Linked DNA regions of Homo sapiens: region 2 is linked to region 1. Evidence: chromatin loops called from intact Hi-C (ENCODE). Cell type or tissue: uterus. All regions are shown on one strand. Links, peaks and the distances in the headings refer to the core of each region. The heading gives the core; the rest is flanking DNA. Region 1 overlaps QTMAN (queuosine-tRNA mannosyltransferase). Region 2 has its middle 32 kb from the start of ARHGAP15-AS1.

Region 1 (9,564 bases), core at 2,340-4,839:
TTACATGCTTGGACATTAACAGTTATTTTGGAGTCAGTATTTTTGAAAGCTTAATTTTCAATAATTTTCTTTGAAGACAAGTCATACAATTTCTCCATGCAGATATATGCATTTGAGAATGATGTAAAAATTATAGCCTAGCAAAATAGCTCCTGCCTACAAGAGGAGACTACAAATTTTGGTTGTAGAGAAAGCCATGATTATGAGGATATAAAGATCTGATAGCAGTTTATCCTTTTGTTTAAGATTAAGATGCTTGGGCTGGGCACGATGTCTCACACCTGTAATTTTAGCACTTTGGTTGGCCGAGGTGAGTGGATCACCTGAGGTCAGGAGTTTGAGACCAGCCTGGCCAACATGGCGAAACCCTGTCTCTACTAAAAATACAAAAATTAGCTGGGCGTGGTGCCAGGCGCCTATAATCCCAGCTACTCAGGAGGCTGAGGCAGGAGAATCGCTTGAACCAGGGAGGCGGAGGTTGCAGTGAGCCGAGATCGTGCCATTGCACTCTAGCCTGGGCGAAAGAGCAAAACTCGGTCTCAAAAAAAAGAAAAAAAAAAATTAAGATGCTTGGATTAGGTTATCCTACATAGGATAGATTATGTAGGTTAACCTACATAATCTGTATTTGTATGGTACATATATTCATTGTACTCAGACTTTTTTTTTTAGTGGAGCCAAACTCTATACATCAAAAGTTTGATGGGATTCTTTCCTAGAACTTCTTAAGAACTGACCAGAGAAGGTAGATATTATTCCAGGAAAAACAAAGACAAGCACAGAGAGGTGAATGAAATTTACATTCTGGTGGTGGAGACTGCAAATAAGTTAAAATAATTTCAGATATAGTTAAGAGCTGTGAAGTAAAGAAGATAAGGTAATGAAAAAAGAGGGGTGAGTAGGAGGAAGGTGGTGTGGTAGCTAGATGAGGTGACCTGGGAAGGCGTCCCTGAGAGATGAAATTTTGGCTAACACCTGATTGACAAGAAGTGAAGGCCAATAGGGGGACGAGCATTCCAGCAGAAGTAACATGTGGCACATTCTAAGAGTGGAAATAAGCCCAGGGAAGAAGGGGAGAGGTATAGGAGGCAAAGCTGTTAAGGTGGGGATGGCCTTGTCTTAGTGATGAGTTTGCATTTGTTCATTCTGAGTTCAATAGGAAGCCATTGGAGGGTTGGATAGGGGTGAGGCATGATTTGATTAATTCGTAGACTAGGTAGAAGGCTCTGGCAGTAGTCTATACCAGAGATCATTCAAATCCAAATCCCTCATTTCTTTCTTTCTTTTCCCCAACTGTGCATTCTTTCTTCTGAAAACCCACAGCTCACTCATCCTTTATTTAACAGATATTTATGAAGCCAACACAGTGTGCCAGATGGTGTACTAAATGCTCTGTTATAAGGATGAATGATGCTATCCTTTTCCTATCCTTAATGATTAGTCTGTGTTTGCTTGGGTACAGTTGTATTCAAAAGAGAGCCTAAATCTTCACAGGGAAGAAAGGAATGGCTTGAACTGAGGCTTAAAGGATGTGTAGGAGTTGACTGTATGGAGAAGGGGACTAGCATGAGAGTATATCAGGCAAAGAGAAGAGAAAATATAAAAAACTAGAGGCACAAAAACTATGGCATGTTCTGGAATAAAACAAGTAGTTCTGCAAAGCTATGATATATGTTTGGAATGAGTGGAGATGAGGCTGGATGAGCAGTCAGAGGCCAGAATCTGAGGGCTATGCTTGCTGCACTAAAGAGGCAAATGTTATCCTGTAGGATACTGGGAGCCAGCAAAGACATTTGAGCAGAGTAGAAACAATACCAGCTTTCCTTGTTATATATTTAACTGTGATGGAGTTCATAACATTAAATTGGAGAAAACTATCAGGTTATTGTAATCATTGAAATGAGGCACTAATTGTCTGGACTGAATGAGCTAAAGGGACAAGGACAAGGAATTGAGGAGACTCTTTGAAACTTGGGGGTTGATTAGATGGGGATGGCTAAGAAGAAGGGAAGAAGGCAGAACCCAGTGTAACAGATGGTACCATTCAACAGGATAAAAAAGTCCAGAGAAATGAGCAGGATTATAGGACACAGTTTTGAGCTCAAGAATTGGAACTAGGAGTTTGGAGCGTCCCTGGATATATCCTGTTGGAAGTTTAATACATGTCTCTAGAACTCCTGAGAGTGTTAGATCTAAAGATAAAGATTTTAAACTTGATACAGTATAAATTAGAAGCCAGAAATTGGTATTCCTTAGGCTATATCAGTCTCTAAAATTTGCTTCATTTATTTTGCTTTTTAAAAAATTCATGGATTTTATATAATAACCTATTAATAGACCTAGTGATATTATGCCTAAATTCCAAGAAAGTGACAATATGCTGGGTTAAGAAAAAGGCAGTACCAATAGATTGGGCACTCTTAAATTTATTTTATTTTATTTTTTGCCAGAGTACCAACCAACTCACTTCATCTGCTTATATTACTTAGTTCCTATTGATATTTGAGTTTGCAGCCCTTAGCAGAATGCATAGAGTGAAAGCAGAAAAGGATCAAGCCTTGTGGAACATCAGAGTTCAAGGAAAGATTGGACAGGGGAAGAGGAAAATCCCAAAGAGAAAGAGAGAAAGCACATCTCCAAAAGTTTCTTTGTGTGTGTGTGTGTGTGTGTGTGTGTGTGTGTGTGTTTAGCGGGGTGGGGGAGGGGGGTTCTTTCTTTCTTTTTTTTTTCCTTCTGGTTTTTCTCTGCAGACTTTTTGCAATCTTCGCAATGACTTTTGTTACCTTGCTTTCTCTGGACTAACCAATCTATGTTGTTTATGTTAGAAAAGTTCTCCCATATAGCCAGCTGTGGTGATGCACAACTGTAGTCCCAGCAGCTACTTGGGAGACTGAGGTGGGAAGATTTGAGCCCAGGAGTTCAAGGCCAGCCTGTGCAACATAAGTGAGACCCTTACTCTGAAAAGTGAAAAAGAAAAGATCTTTCTAAACCCTGGATCCTGGTTATTCATACCATGGTCCGTGGATAATGTTTCCATGTGGGAGTTTCTTCACATTATTTCTTGGGAAATTTGGAGGTTTTTCAAATACTGAATCTTGAAAAAAGAGATTCAGTTGAGAAATCATAAATACTTGGAAGAGGTATTATAATTCTCCTGCAATAATTAAAGCTTTAAAAATCAACATAGACACATGATTAGAAGAAACCCACTATGGTCAAATTGAAAATCAGAGCAGGAAACATTAGCACACATAGTTGAAGGTCAGATTGCCATTTCTGGGGACCGAGACCAGGTCATATGAGAGATAAGTGGTCAGGATCATCATGATTTTTTGAGGATTTATTTAATGATTGGTACCCATAAGAGACTGGGAGCTTCATGAAGGCAAGAATTGCATGTCTTCACCTTTAGCACTTTACCTCTTGCATATATATCTTGGTCTCTCAGTAACTTGATAAATAACAAGTTTAAACCATCAAGGATAGTAGTTTTGAGAGCATATAATGGATGAATAAATGGATGGTTGGATGGAAGGAGATAGAGTTGTTCAAGAAAGTTTTCCAATGTATTAAAAGTGAGTTTTATAATTTATTATTGTCTACCAGCTTAGTTGCCATGGAGCCAATTAATTTGCCTTAAGTGACAACATACACACATTTTATCTTTTTCTGGTCATACAGGGAAGTTCAACGTCTTGGCCACCTTGATATTTCAAAATAATTTGTAGGCAGTGTGGGTACTTTAGAGCCATTATTAGAAATTAACTCTGATTGCCTTTGTTCAGGTATTACACAAAGGTGCAATTTTGGATGGATCTCCAAATGGAAGTAAAATTATCTTAATATACAGAGATTCACACTGTCAAAAATTTTTTGAGAGAGATAGTTTTGCTATCGCAAAATGTTTTATTGGAATACATTTGTGATAGTTTTGTTAAGTATTTCGAAAAGTTCTTGGATTCTTCAGCACCACTACCTCTTGGACATTTTACTTGGCTTGTTTTTTATAGATTCTCAAAGCCAGGTTCACGGAGCTCCTTCCAGAAAAGCTTCGATTCACTCTAGTCCCCAACATGTAGACTTCACTCTCCTTATTCTTGTGTGACTCAGTCTGCTAGAAGGAAGGGATTTGTGTAGACTGGGGCAGTCCTAGAAGGAGAGAGTGAAGATTGAGTATGACTATTCATTCAGCACCTTTTGAGTGTTTACTGTATCCCATGCCCTGTTCTGGGATATAGGAATATCGCAGTATGCAAAACAAAAATCTTTGCCCCCAAGAAGCTTCATTCTTGTGTGGTGATTGGAGGGAGGAAAGACAGATGACAAACAAGTACAGTGTGTGTCAGATGGTGAGAAGTGCTGGAGCAAAGAATGAAGCAAGAGAGGGGCTCGTGACCCTGAAGTTTTAGTCAAAGGTTTGATTGCCACAATCATAAACTTCAACCTTCAGGGTGCATTCATCCTGCAGACATGTTTTGTTCAGACCACACATAGTTCTTTAAAAATAAACCAGACCTGAGTTAGTTCATTTAATTTAGTCATGACATTTCACATTTAAAAGTCTTGACATTTCACATAAATTCTCAATTTCTAGATTTTACTGAAAAACCTAAATATGTGGCAGCATTCCAGCATTGGCTAAAGTTTAGTACTGGCTGCTTCTTTAAATATGACATCATAAAGCTAGAGTACAGTAAAGTATACCTATATATAGTAAAATATAGCATAGCTCACTGTGTATCAGAAGTCATACTAAGAACTTGACATGTATTAGCTAATATAATCTTCAAAATAACCATCCGAAGCAGGTGCTACATTGAGTCACAGAGAGGTGAGGTAAGGTCACCAAGGTCACAAAACTAGTAAGTGGTGCGGCCAATATTTAATCCTAGAAGGTCTAGGTTCCAAGTCCAATTCTAACCATTGTATATATACCTTCTTCCACTTTGCCGCTTGATGAACTTCATTTGTTTCTACCTGATGGTCAGGTTCTAGGTCTCTGTCATGATCCAGGCATGACTGCCCCAGGATCTAGAGGGAGCCTAAACTTGTAGATGGACCTTCTTAGTGGATCCTTCTCTGGAACTCGAGGGGACAGGGAAATAGGGTACTTGCCACCTCCCACTATTGTGCCCTTCTAGCTGCACTCAGTGACTCCTGCCCCCTCTAGCTAAATCCATTTCTGTAATGCTGCCCACCCGTGTGAGCAGTTCTGGTGGATGCCTCAGTTCTGCCTCCTCTTTCCTTCTTTGCACCACGCGATTACCTTCATGCCTTCACAAATCCTGAGATAAGAACAAAAAGCCTCAAAAAACCATGCATTTGACTGAATTGAATATTCATCATAGGGTGAAATATGAAGGCTAATGATCTTTTCCTTCTTCCTTTTTTAATTACCTAAAAAAAAAAACTCCACTTGAATCCGTTTTAGAAGGTAAAACTCTCAGAGGGGTGTGTGTGTGTGTGTGTGTGTGTGTGTGTGTGTCTGTGTGTCTGTGTGTGTGTGTGTTCCATTTCAGGGAGGTGAATACTTGTCACCACTTAAGTGGTGGTATTTGACTTCAAAGGACAAAAAGTAATCCATTACCTGAATATTAACAGCAATAAAACTTAGCAACAATAAATATTTAGGAGTGCATGAGTCTCCTTCAACTCATTTACAGACTGATTGGAAGGTTTTTCCAGCTCAAGGGACTGAAATTTGGCATCTACTCCGCTAGCCTAAGTTCATTTTTTATCTTCTTCTTCCTTTTCAAAAATTGTTTCTTAGTTACAGAGCATCAAACATAAGTTGGATGTGCTTTCAAGCTTTTAGGGGCCAATTTTGGATTTTGCAATCTTATTAAACAACAGCCCCCAGAGTCAGATACATATTATAAAACCATATCTTTAAAGTGCATATTATTTTCAACCTGTTTGATCAGTGGATATCACACTTGTCAACATTAGGAGCTAATGAAAGAATTTTGCTTCAGAAAAAAGCCAAGCAAGGAAGGGGAAAAGAAAGGCATTACTAGCATTATAGTAAGGAGTTGCATTCTGTCTCTGGAGGGCATCTCGGGCAGGGATTAGGAGTGCTGATCCCAGAACAGTTGGCCTCAGAGCAGTGCTGGTGGGCAGGAGTCAGGCCTAGTTGAAGTTCAAAGGCTATGTCAGCCCCATCATCCAGGCCAGGTCAGGGGTTCATCATCCTTCATGTAACCCAAGGCAGAACCCTTACAACCAACTCCTTTTTGACACTAAATCACATCTCTTTAACATTTCTTGAGTAAACTGTGATTTATCTAAAAATATACATGTTAACAAGATTTTGTCTTTAGGGGTTCTGCTACTCATGTGACTTCAGGCTCACCCACTTAACCTCTGTGGGCTTCCGTTACCTCTTCTACAAATGAGAAGCTGGGCTAAATGATCCGCAAGGTATCTACCAGCTCTTACATTCTGGGGGCTACAGAGGTCTATGGGAAAGTAGAATTCTGTTTGTAGTTCTCTTTTTATAATCATTTTTATTAGAGTGAGCAAAGAACCTTTGTTGTGCTGTCTTCAGATTATTATTCAGTCTTTCTCTTTTGTTCTAAGGACCTGAACCTGTGTGGGAAGGTTTTGTTTTTTTGGTTTTTAAATTTTTTTTTGAGACAGAGTCTCACTCTGTCGCCCAGGCTAGAGTGCAGTGGCTCAATCTCTGCTCACTGCCAGCTCCGCCTCCCAGGTTCGAGCCATTCTCCTGCCTCAGCCTCCCGAGTAGCTGGGACTACAGGCGCCCACCACCCCGCCCGGCTAATTTTTTGTATTTTTTAGTAGAGACGGGGTTTCACCGTGTTAGCCAGGATGATCTCGATCTCCTGACCTCATGATCTGCCTGCCTCGGCCTCCCAAAGTGCTGGGATTACAGGCGTGAGCCACCACGCCCGGCCAGGTTTTGTTTTAACATTGTTTTTTGGTGGAGTGGCTAGGGTACAGATCTGCCTAACATTGTTTGTTTGTTTCTAATTCCTTGATGCAGAGTGGGGTGACTTAAGGCTCCTGAATATGCTGAAAGGCGAAATGTTTGTAGACCCTCAATCTGGCCTTGGCTAAATGACGTCCAGAAGCAGCAGGTCTGCTGTGCTGGAAGGAGGAGAGTGGAGTTGGAGGCAGAAACTCTGGTTTCAAGTCCTGTCTCTGCCACTCTGAACCACAAATGATTTATTCTGAGAATAAGCATGGAAACAATATCAGGATGTTATAAGGATGTGATTTGTGAAGTACTTGATAAACTCACTGATGCTTCATTCAGGTAGAAGGTACTGTTACTAAGTTTCTAAGCGTTCAACAAAACATGCTTATTATTGTCATAGCAGCTGAGGATATAATAATATACTGAATAATAAAAAGTGTGTGTATATAGGTTTGTGCCATTATTTTACCAAACCTAAGAGTATCTTATGATTTTATGTTCTAGTCCTCTACCCCTTTGCAGATAACCAGCTAAATTTTTATTTTTACATAAGATTGGCAATAGATGATCTGGCACAGTGACTTTCAAAGTTTGTTTTTTTACTCCAACCCACAGTACATTTAACACTGTGATCTGGTACATATATGTACATTTATCTGAAACAAAAGTTTCATGAAATAGTACTATGGGTAGTTCTTTTTAATGTTTTCTTTTCCTCTTATTTATTTCATTTCTTTTTAAAATGCTGATCATGACTCACTAAATTGATTTTATGATCCATTAATTGGTCATGAAAACACTGACCTAGCACATGCTTGATCATTTTCTTTTTTCTTGGGAATACCAGTTTGGACATCGATATGTATGTGGAGTATCAGTGCATGACCAGGATCACCTCCTGTGTATCCATAACCCAAAATATTCCTTTAAAATAGGCCGGGCGTGGTGGCTCACGCCTGTAATCCCAGCACTTTGGGAGGCCAAGGTGGATGGATCACCTGAGGTCTGGAGTTTGAGACCAGCCTGACCAATGGAGAAACCCTGTCTCTACTAAAAATATAAAATTAGTCGGGTGTGGTGGCGCATGCCTGTAATCCCAGCTACTTAGGAGATTGAGACAGGAGAATCGCTTGAACCCAGGAGGCAGAGGTTGCGGTGAGCTAAGATCGTGCCACCGCACTCCAGTCTGGGCAACAAAAGCGAAACTCCATCTCAAAAAAATAAAAAATAAATAAATGAAGGAAAGCACACAGACTTTACAGACACAGAATCAAAAATGATTCCTGCTGGATGATTTACTAGCTATGTGGCTTTAGGTGAGTTACTTAACCTTTCTGTGTCTCAGTTTCCTCATTTTAAAAACTGGAATGATAATACCTATCTCACAAGACTAAATAAATGTATGTGCAGTACTTGTTACAAAGCAAGCACATATTAAGGACTAATTTATGCTAACTACTATTAGTCAATTAGTTACCAGGTCTTTTTGCTCGTCTCTTCACTTAGTTTTCTTAACCCCGCAATATTGCAGTAATCTCCTTGCTGGCCTTCTGGTTTTGCCAGTAGATTACTTCATCCTGCATAGCACAACCAGACTAAATTCTCACAAACACCCTTGTATTTCATCACCTCACAGCCCCAGTTTTATCCTGTTATCATTTCCAAGTTTCCATATAAATTCCATAAATCCAGACTCTTTAACATTTCTGACTCCTGAGCGTCCTCAGAATAACATTCATTTCTTCAGCAAACCCTTTACTGGGGGCCTACAATGTGCTGGCACTGTTCGGTTTCTGGAGTTACAGCAGTGAACAAGACAACTCAGTCGCCCCATTTGGGGCAGTAAGAACACAGGCAATAAACAAGGAAATGTGTACCCATATAATGTATAAGTATAATTATATAATTTGGGGTTAATTAAAAGTGATCTGAAGAAAAATAAAGCAATGTAAGAGAGAGTAAAGTTGAACCTGTTTCTCCTACTTCCATCTTCCACTTTAGCAAAACTGCTCTAGCACCAGCATGGTAGCCATTCCTTCCCATCTAGACTGCCCCTCCGCCTTTTCTTTGCCCTTCAGTGTCTTGCCCATTCTTGTAGTTTCGTTCAGATCCTTCCTGCTCTCCCAAATCTGCAGCCATTTCAGCTCACAGTGCTTTCTACTTCTTCATGAAGCATTTTCTCTCTCAATTCGACTCTTACTCTGCTTTGTATCATCCACCCTCTTTTTATGTGTATTTTTAATCTCATCAACTGGATTATCAGGAGTAACGTATGTTCTCTTTTGCAACTCTCATGCTCTATTCGTGATACCTTGTACATAGTAGCGATCAGGAAAATGCAAAGTTGTTGTTGTTATTGTTGTTAGAGACAAAGTCTCACTGTCACTCAGGCTGGAGTTTAGTAGCATGATCATCGTTCACTACAGCCTTGAACTCCTGGGCTCAAGCCATCCAGAGTAGCTGGTAGTAAAGATGCGTACAACCATACCTGGCTTATTTAAAAAAAAAAATGTTTGTAGAGATGAGGTCTCACCATAATGACCAGGTTGGTCTCAAACTCTTGGCCTCAAGTAGTCCTCCTACTTTGGCCTCCCGAAGTGCTAGGGTTATAGGTATGAGCCAACACA
Region 2 (9,564 bases), core at 3,983-6,482, 250 kb after region 1:
GCAGAAATTTTTGGGTCTCTAGCCCCATGCTCTGAGACTATACAACTAGTTATCCATGTTGTCCTTTTTGCCTTGACTTTCTTCCAAATTCTTATATTGTCCAATTTCTGCCTCCCAGTTTTACTTCTTGTACTGGAATCTGTTTTGGAATCTGCCTAGAATCCCATATCATCTAGTTTCCTGGGGCATTGCCACTTTCACTAGAAAGCAGAATCCCACCCCTGCATTCCAGCCTGGCGACTGAGATTCTCCTAACCCCTGGTTGATGAATAACTGGGATGTGCCTCCACTAGCTCTACCTTTTTGAGTCTCTCATTATCACTTGCTCTTGGATTCTCCAGCAGATCACTTAATTCTGAAGAGTGCCAGCTACATCTCTGAACCACGCCAATGTTCTGTTGCTCTAGTAAACTTCCTCCCAGCAAATAGGTTTGTCCTCCTAGTGCTAGGGAGAGGTCAAATTCCAGATCCCAGTTTCTTCTAGATGGCTTATGCTAATGTGTTTAACTGGTCCATGCCTGGGCCTATCAATTGCAGACTTTATCAATTGCAGACTCTGTAAGCATTAAATCCTGCTGCTACTCCCACACTCTGGCCCCACCCATCTTTTCTCCCTCATTGCCTTGAATGACAACCCAATGTAAGTTCTCTTCCTGTGTTCCTGGTGGTGGTCTTATTTCTTTGGTTGTTCATAATATTCTCTCTTGTCTTTTTACTTTCTCTCATTTGGAATTCTCATTTATTCCTGTAACTTAGATATTTCACATGTCCAATACCACTAATGTCAATATGACTGCCAAGGGCTACACATACATTTACAACTCTCTACTCTTGAGCTTTTTAAAATAGATGTCCAAGAGACACATGCATATTAATTCACCCAATCAATCCACCATTTTCCAACACCATAAAAAACCAGTTTCTCTTGCTGTTTTCTCCCTACTATTCTAAAAACTACCATTTTTCTAGTTAAAATTTTGTGGTCATGATTGATTTTGCTGCTTTTTACATCCTATCAGTCACCACATCCAGTCACTTCCTTTTCATTGTCAATTGTATCTTGGCTTTCCTTTATTCTGGTTAAAGACTTCATACTCTCTTAGTTGAAAGCCACATTTTCTTGCATGGTTTCTCCTGGCTCTGAGTTATTCCTGTACCTGCTTTGACTCCATGTTCCATGTCACCATTGGACCAACCTTTCTAGAGTGGGGTTCTAATACATGATGTCTGCAAGAATTACTTTATAATATCTGGTTGCTATATGGATATTAGTTGTTCATCTTATTTTGTCACTGACTTGGTAAAGTATCTTTAAGTTCTCCTGATGCCTACTGAATAAAGACAAAATGTCACTGTCTAGCTTTTAAGATCCTCTGTAATATTTTCTAAGTTTGCCTTTCTAGATTTATTTTCTACTAATCCCAATGGATTACATTCTATCTAGCTGAAAGCCTTGCCATGTGTTGGACACATTCAATTTCTTTGGTGACTTGAACTCAGGTTCATGCCATTCTACCCCTCCTCCACCCAACCCCAGACTATCTCTGCCCCAGTGAGAGGGAAATAAGCTGAACAAATATCTAGCATTCTTTGGCAAAGGATGGCTATCATTAATTAAATTTTTAGGTTCAGCATTGGTCCATCTGCTAGTTTTGTACTTCTTTTTTGGGTCATGTTTGAACATTAAGTCGTAATCTTTCATCCACATGGATATCTTCAGAAGAATGAAAAGTAATACTATTGATCATGTAGCAGAGATAAAGGAGTTGGAGGGTTTCATTGATGACATACTAAATTTAAGCCAAGAGCATAAAGTAACAATTAAAAAGCTAGAAATATCTTAGGCTGCATAGATTGAAATTATCTTGTGAGAAATTACAATGCCCGGGCTCTTAGTATGGCTTGGACTATGCCAGGATATTATGTCTGGGTACCCATTTGAAGAGAATCATGGCAGAATGGAGTCTGCACAGAAAAGGATGGCCAGGATGGTGAAATACAGAAATTATTTTATGAGTTAAATGAGAGAAGGAACCAGGATGATTTAACCTGTAGAGGAGATGATTAGAGAAATAAATGTCATCTTTATATGTATGTAAGGCTATTATAAAGAAAAGGCATATGTTTGTTCAGTCAACAAATAGAAGTAGGACAATTAGAACTATTTGTGAATCAATATTATAAAAACTTTCTAGCAAGACCTCTCTCTCATTCAGAGGACAGTAAATAGAGTCTGAGTGACCAAGATTGCTTTAGAAGGGTTTCCTACAGCAGGAGGAGGTTGGACACAAACAACTCTTTAAAATTTGAGATTCTGAAATGGAAAAAAAAAAAAAACCTCTGAGAAGTCATTGGAATAACTTTATGTTAAAAAGGTATGGACTAAGGTAGAAGTCCTGGCAATGAAAAGACAGCCCCCACTCCTTCAAAAAATTGTGAATTGTGAGAGAAATATCAATGAAGTTCATATTTGGGTGACTTGGCAAAAGTGATCATTTGCCTGGAGAGTTCACGGTGGCATGGTCACTATGAAAGAGCACATGACCACAGAAAAACTTTGGACTGGGATGAGTTGTCTTGGAGTAAACTGCAATTCACCTGGGAAAGTGGTGAAAATATTACAGGCATGGAAATTCTGTAGCTATGGGAGAAACTCATGGTTGTGCCTAATTCCCAGGAGACCATTTCTGAGCATCTACAGCAGACACAGCCCCATGCCCACCACCTGGCCTTGAAGTTCACCTGATGGACTTGATACCTATAGTCTCTTCCCTTATGTCTCAGCTGCCTCTCTCCCCATCTGCATTCTATTTTCCTTGCACAGTGTTCTGGCTAAACTCATGGGTGCCAAGCCATCTCTAGGAGCTGTCTGTCTCTGGTCTTCCATTTGTCTTCAGGTTGTCAATTGCAATTGTGAACACAGTTGAGTTTTATTTCTCACAGCTGCACTACCAGTGGCATAAACTGGTGTTCAATGATTCAATAGTCCCCACCCCCCCCACCCTGCTTATTTTTCAGTCTCACATCCTAGCTACTACATTCTTTCACCACCTGTTTTGGCTACAGATCATACTCAGTTTTTTATTCCAGACTGACATGTATGGCCTTGATGCAACTTTACTAGTATCAATGGAAAGAAAAAGATTACCTATAATCTTCTCATAAATCATAGAAAAAGTATAAAAAGCATGAGCAAGTGTAATTTATCACCCTGAGAAGTGGGCATGTAATTACTTGCAAGGCTGCTTTTAGTTTATAGCATAGTTTTCTATTTCTGTCCTTAAACATTTTGCCTGCATTGAAGTTCTGGAGAATTTAGCACATTTGCAAATGCCTGGTGCTGATGCTACTTCTGCAAAATCATGTGCACATCATTTCAATGGCATTGCAACTATCTCCAGCATAGCTAGAGGGGTCTACTAGAACTTCTACTCCAGATCTCCTTGACTAGTATCTTGGCATTTTTAATTGTTCAATAAATTATAGTTCAAGGTGAAGTATACTAACAGATAGTGTTTACATAAATTAAAAACCCAAATAACTTACAGAATTAGATGTCATTTCTTTATGGTGGTGGTGCTATTGCTGGAGTACTTGGCACTGCTTTCATCAGATTATATCTATTCATGTGTTTAGGGCAAACAAAGACAAAATAAATTTGATTTTTTTTCAATTTTTTCGACTTAATTTATTTCTGAATTTCAAAATTCATCTTTATCTCTCCACACCTAAGGCCTTTTATCATTTCCTTACCCAGAAACATTTTCTTTAAAAGTTTAAGCACTTTGAGGATTGAACACATGGAAACTATAGAGCATGCTCTTCTCTCATCAAGGCATTTTGACTTCATGAAAACATCCACTCAAAGTAGAGCAGGCTCTTACTTGAGAGGCTTTCTCAGCTGAGCAGTTCTGGGCATGATCCAACATGGTCCCTATTCTGACTCTATTTATGATCCATGAGGGATCACAACCACCTCTCTCAGAAAGGAGCTCCCTGGTTCCTGGTGGGCTTGTTGTCTTCATTGCTGGTTGAATCAGTGGACATCCTTATGCACAAAGCAGCCTAGTGCTAGCTCTCATGCAGGGAAATGTGGACAGAATAATTTCAGCAAAAATTGGGCATGGCAGATAAATTAAACACCATCATTTGCATAGTGGTTGGATTTTAGTTATCTGCATTAATGGATGTTAGTATTTTGCTTTCACTAAAAATTGGTCCTTTTGGAGCTAGAGGTAATCTTCTGTCAAATAGTTATAAACAATGAAACTGTTTTTATGGAAGTGAATTTCAAGAGAACTTAAAAGCTGTTGAGTGTCCCTAGCCCATCTTTTTCATACCTGTTCAACTTATTAATATATCTTTCTTCCATCTTATCTTGAGGATGGACCAAATTAACCATTAGCTAAATTTAGCATACTAGCCCAAACAGATCTGCATTCTCTTTCTAATCCTACCCTGTGACTCACTCTATTTCTTAACTGAGGGAACTAATTAAGCACTTTGTTGCAAAAGTGTCCCCCTCCCATTCAGCTCCTGCTGGGTTCTTGGCTGCAGTTGGAATAAAAGTGAATGAAGATGGTGATAATGTCAACCAAGTTGCTATACATGCAAAATTTGTAAATAAACAAACTTTGTCAGGCACCTACCTCATGTAAGGTCATGGTCTAGACCCTGTGGTAACATGCGGTCCTACACTATGATACCTGCTGTTGCCGGTGACATAGGGAACACATGGAAATTCTGGAGCATGGAAATTATCCTCCAGAATGGTTCGTCGGCGTCACATTCCCTCTAAACAGATACACTGCAGTGAAGATCTGGGTCACTTTTCTGTGGGTTTGAAGCTTATTGAAGGTCTTAGATCAGCCCTATTCCCCTCAAATGACACTGTACTCTGTTCAGTGTTGCTTTGGATCAGACCTTGTGAAAGGGGGTGGGCTCTGGACCTCTGGCAAGCTACTGGCATCCTCCTCCTGTGTTATGTGCAATGTTGCGTAATATGTCCCTGTTAGGCAAATGTGCTGCAGTTGAAAACAAGGTTGGGACATCAGTGTTCCTCAGGGTTGGGGATAACCTTTCATGTACTTCCTCAAGACACAGTATTACTGGATATATTTGATTTACACATAAACTAGGTAAGTTTTAAACTCTCTAAGATATAGACATTTATGTATTGCTTGCATTTTATTTTCTGAATTCCTTCATTCTAAATCCTGAACAATATTGCCTTTGTTATATAATCATACAGCTGTAGTCTTTTCTTGAAAATATGCTAAGTTCATTTCTACCATAGAAAAATAATAGACATTTGGATTCCCTCTTTGCCTTGTATTATAGGATACGAGAGACTAGTAAAATGCTAATAATATTTTACTAGGAGAATAGGACACCTTTTCTGACTTAACTACATTTAGGTGACATCATGGCTTCACATGACAACATGAGTTAAGATGAAATACACTCATTAAAAACCAAATGCCATCATGTCATGGGTAACTTGTGATCTCTTGCTTTGGAATGTGAAGCCTTGCAGAGCATGCCAGAGCCCACATGATATCTGTTATTAATCATAAGAATAAATTCTACCCTACTCTTTAGGTTGTTCATTCACATCACCAGTTAACAACTCAACACAATCTTTAGTAATAGAAAAAGAGAAATCTTGTACATTCCACTGATTTGAATAATTGCTTGGAAACTTGATAATGTGTTAGCATTCATTTGCTGAAAAGTGGGCCAATGATGGTAAAACGATTTCATCTTAAAATGGGTATGTGCAGCCGCGTGTGGTGGATCACGCCTGTAATCCCAGCACTTTGGGAGGCCAAATCAGATGGATCGTGAGGTCAAGAGTTCGAGACCAGCCTGGCCAATATGGTGAAACCCCGTCTCTACTAAAAATACAAAAATTAGCCAGGCATGGTGGCATGCACTTGTAGTCCCAGCTACTCGGGAGGCTGAGGCAGGAGAATCACTTGAACCTGCGAGGCAGAGGTTGCAGTGAGCTGAGATCGCACCACTGCACTCCAGCCTGGGCGACAGCGAGACTCCATCTCAAAAAAAAAAAAAAAAAAAAAAAAAAAGGGTATGTGTCTATTTGTCTGTATCTGCAGCTGGTTAACTCCTTGGTTAGAACACCTGGTTAATGAAACCCATATTAGGTGCTCCTCATGGGGCCCTGTCAACATCTCTCTTTTATGGGTCATGAGTTTCATATCTGACCCCAACCTGCTGCCACACACATGTTCACTACTGGCCAATAAGGAGAAGTAACTAGAGATCATCCATTGCTTAAAGCAAAAGCATCATCACATTGAGGAAAACAACTCATAGCACATAATCCATGGAGGGCAGTTCGGTAACATCGCCTCGAGTGTATCTGTGGTTGTGCAAAATGGACATGTCTGGATGTAAAGACATGCACCACCAGAGACAGTTACTAATCATGTCACTGATGGAGATTCGTCTGGGGAAAGACGATTATGAAATAGCAGTTTGTATCAAAGATTAGTTTAAAGACAGCTGTAGATTTATTATTTTAAAAACTCTGGATGAGGGTATTGAATTCGATAAACTTTAAAGTCCTTCCAGCTCTAAGTCCTTCCAGCTCCCTACAGTCTCCAAGTGCATTGATTAACATACATAATGTAAAACAATGTAGTTTTGTAAAGCAAAATTGGCAGGAAGAGAATATTCTCTCAAGAAAAAATACTTTTCTGTGAGTCTTCCCTTCAAGCTACCAAAAAAAGGTGATCAAGTAGAGCTTAAAAATAATTTCTGGGCTTAAACTTAAAATTCTTTTATCTGGAACAGATTATTTCATTCCACAATTAGAAATGAGATCCAAAATGCAAATATTACTCAGAGAGATAGCACATTGCCTCATATTCACACTATGGTGTTAACAACTGCTATAAGAGCCATTTTACAGAGTAAGTTTGAGAGGGGGAAGCATACCTTATTCAAATATATGAAGATGATTTTACAAATTGTATCCTATTTTATTCCAGTCCCAATTCTGCCAACCCTTCTGGGTATGTTACAGTTTTAAAGACAGTGCTTCAAAATCTGAAGAGGGAAAAAAATGGAAACAGCTTAAATGAGAATATCACTCCTAGGCTTTCACCAAATACATTTTCATAGTTTTCCAGTTTGTTATATCTTCTTGAGAAGGAGTGAAAATTCTTGGAATTAAATGTACAATAAAATACCACGTATATACTCGTTCTTTAAAGCTTTGTATCTCTATTTTTTCTAAGCTATCTTAGTTTAGATCAAGTCTGTCTTGCATCTGAATTTGGCAAGCCACATTATTTACTGTCCTATTGACCAGAAGGAAATCCGTCTAATACTTGAAGCTCGATTCCATTTGAAGATCTGTTCAGTCACATAAAAGTGCTATTTTGATAGTAATAAAACAAAGTTACATAGGAGAAAAATATCTTTGTAAATGAACTGGATCTTGAAGCTGCAGGATTGCTGTTCCTCATTGTCCCTGTACATGGAAAAAGGGAATCAGGGCTCCAAATATGGTGAGGGATTGCAGGTTGGCTATATGAATTCTGTATTCTTGATATAAGAGTTTAAAAAGGGTTACAAAGGGACACCATTGAATTTGGTCCTGGAGAAGCTTTTCTATGAGTTTGGCTGCTCTGTCCTTGTGGGATTGTGCAGACGCAGACCTCACCTGTGATAGTTATAGACACATGAACCTCCTGAAATCATTTGAGCGGGAATCACAAGGAAAGAATAAGTCTAGGTGTTTTGCAAAGAAAATTTTATATGCCTCAGCTGTAAAATGATTCATTACCCAACCCGTACTGCCCAAGAGATGTCAGGCTACTTGAACAGAAATGGAACAAAAGGCCGCCTACCTGGCTCACTCACCTCAATTGCTCTCTTATGCAGACAACTTTGAACCCTTTTCATCCATGAAGCTGAGACTGGCAAAAGCTGGCAGGCTCCATCCCAGTGCCCTCCACTCTTGCCCTAGTTTGGTGCCCAGTGTTTCTAGTTCCCCATCCTAGGTTTGAGACTAGATGCCTGCCAAATCCCTTCTCTGGTGAGAACAGCTATTACTTTGGGCCCATGTAAAGGCCTCCTCAGTGAGATCATTTTGCTTAACTTTTGATTGTTAGGTGACCAGACCTTTGAAAAACTGATATTCTTTTCCCCTTATAACTATAAACTGGAAACTCCACTCATTTTGATATGGTGTATTGGAAGACCGGGCTTTCATTCTTCTGAACTTCCCATATAATCAAAAGAACCTAATGAATTCAAGTTGCCTGTAACATTTTGTGTGTTTCTGAGTTGAAACCAAATTCCTAAACAACTATGTGAGCAATAATGAAATTCAGGCAGAAAGGTTCTATTTTCCTGTTGTTAGAAAAGAGAATTTTATGGTGAACTCCTGGGTTCTACTCCCTGTGATTCAAGACGACATAACATTTAGCACTTATCAAATGCATGTTAGCACACAGCTTATGCCAAAGACCCTGAAGAAATGTAATGACTGAATTGTTTGATCAGGAATGCAACTTATAGAATTATATAAACTTGCATTCTACCATGTTAAAAACGACACAGACATCTATAGATTGCAGTTTAATTGTGGAGATGATACAATAAAAGAGCTCCCTCATGCTTCCATATGAGAGGGTTTAGGTACAGTAAGCAGAACGTAATGTTTCCAGTTGGAATTTGGCCAGAAGCTGAAGATTAAAAACCTCAGTGTTATGAAAAGTTCCATGGGATGTTTAATGACTAGAAATAGCCAGAAGCTTATATTGATGGCATCCCAAAATAGTACCTCTATCTGGATTAGTCCAGCCGGGTCATGCTGGGGCACAGTTTGGGCAATAGTTAAAAAAGAAAACAACAACCCATTTATTGAATCATAAACATAATTTCTAATAGCTCTGAGTTGGAGATTTGTGTTTGAGCACTACTTACCAACTTTTACCAGCTTCTTTGGATGTAGCATCCCACTGGCACTCAATAAATGCAATAAAGAAAATATGTTAGGTAGGCTTGAATGATTACGATGACAGTTAGCATAGGGAAGCAAGGACCATAGTTGCCTTTACAAGTAGGTGACTGAGATGGCTTCCTATGTGATGTGTTTTCAAAGGCAAGGGGAAGGACACAACATACCACACCACCTTGGTTTGGTTTGCTGGTGCCTGAAATTTCAGAAATGCATTTTTTTTTTTTTTTGATTAGCACTTAGCCTCCTATTTCAAAGCAAATCTACTTGAAAAAGTTAATACATAAAATTTAGTTGTCACTTAAGTCATAATATAACATGAGCTTTTCATATCCTATTCAAAAGTTTTGGTAGAACTGAAAGTAAAAGATCTTTAAGAATGAAACTACTGGGTGAGTGAACCACTAGGGGAGGAAAAGTTTGCAACAAGGCAAGTATGAGGGCAGCAAAGACAAATTTCTCCAACCTCACTTTTATGGGCTGAACTGTGTCTTCTTGAAATTCATATGTTTGAGCCCTAACCCCTAGTACCTCAGAATGTGACTATATTTGAAGACAACAGGGTCTTTGAA

Evidence for each region. A loop is a pair of places that touch in the nucleus more often than their neighbours do. Peaks named below come from ENCODE experiments on the same cell type or tissue, not always from the same donor. Only the 100,000 strongest peaks of a DNase experiment are listed, where the experiment ranks them.
Region 2: a loop joins it to region 1, with 9 times the contacts of the local background. A loop is called at or near these places in 1 of 110 quality-filtered maps.

The regions. Positions count from the first base shown.
Region 1 is chr2:144,051,256-144,060,819 of GRCh38, reverse strand. All of the region lies in intron 6 of QTMAN (queuosine-tRNA mannosyltransferase), which reads left to right. Among named protein-coding and RNA genes, the nearest start is that of QTMAN-AS1, 120 kb to the right of the region's middle. In uterus, for the core only: no CTCF peak of the experiment used is centred there; no DNase peak of the experiment used is centred there.
Region 2 is chr2:143,803,294-143,812,857 of GRCh38, reverse strand. No RefSeq gene overlaps it. Among named protein-coding and RNA genes, the nearest start is that of ARHGAP15-AS1, 32 kb to the right of the region's middle. In uterus, for the core only: no CTCF peak of the experiment used is centred there; a DNase peak (open chromatin) is centred at 4,977.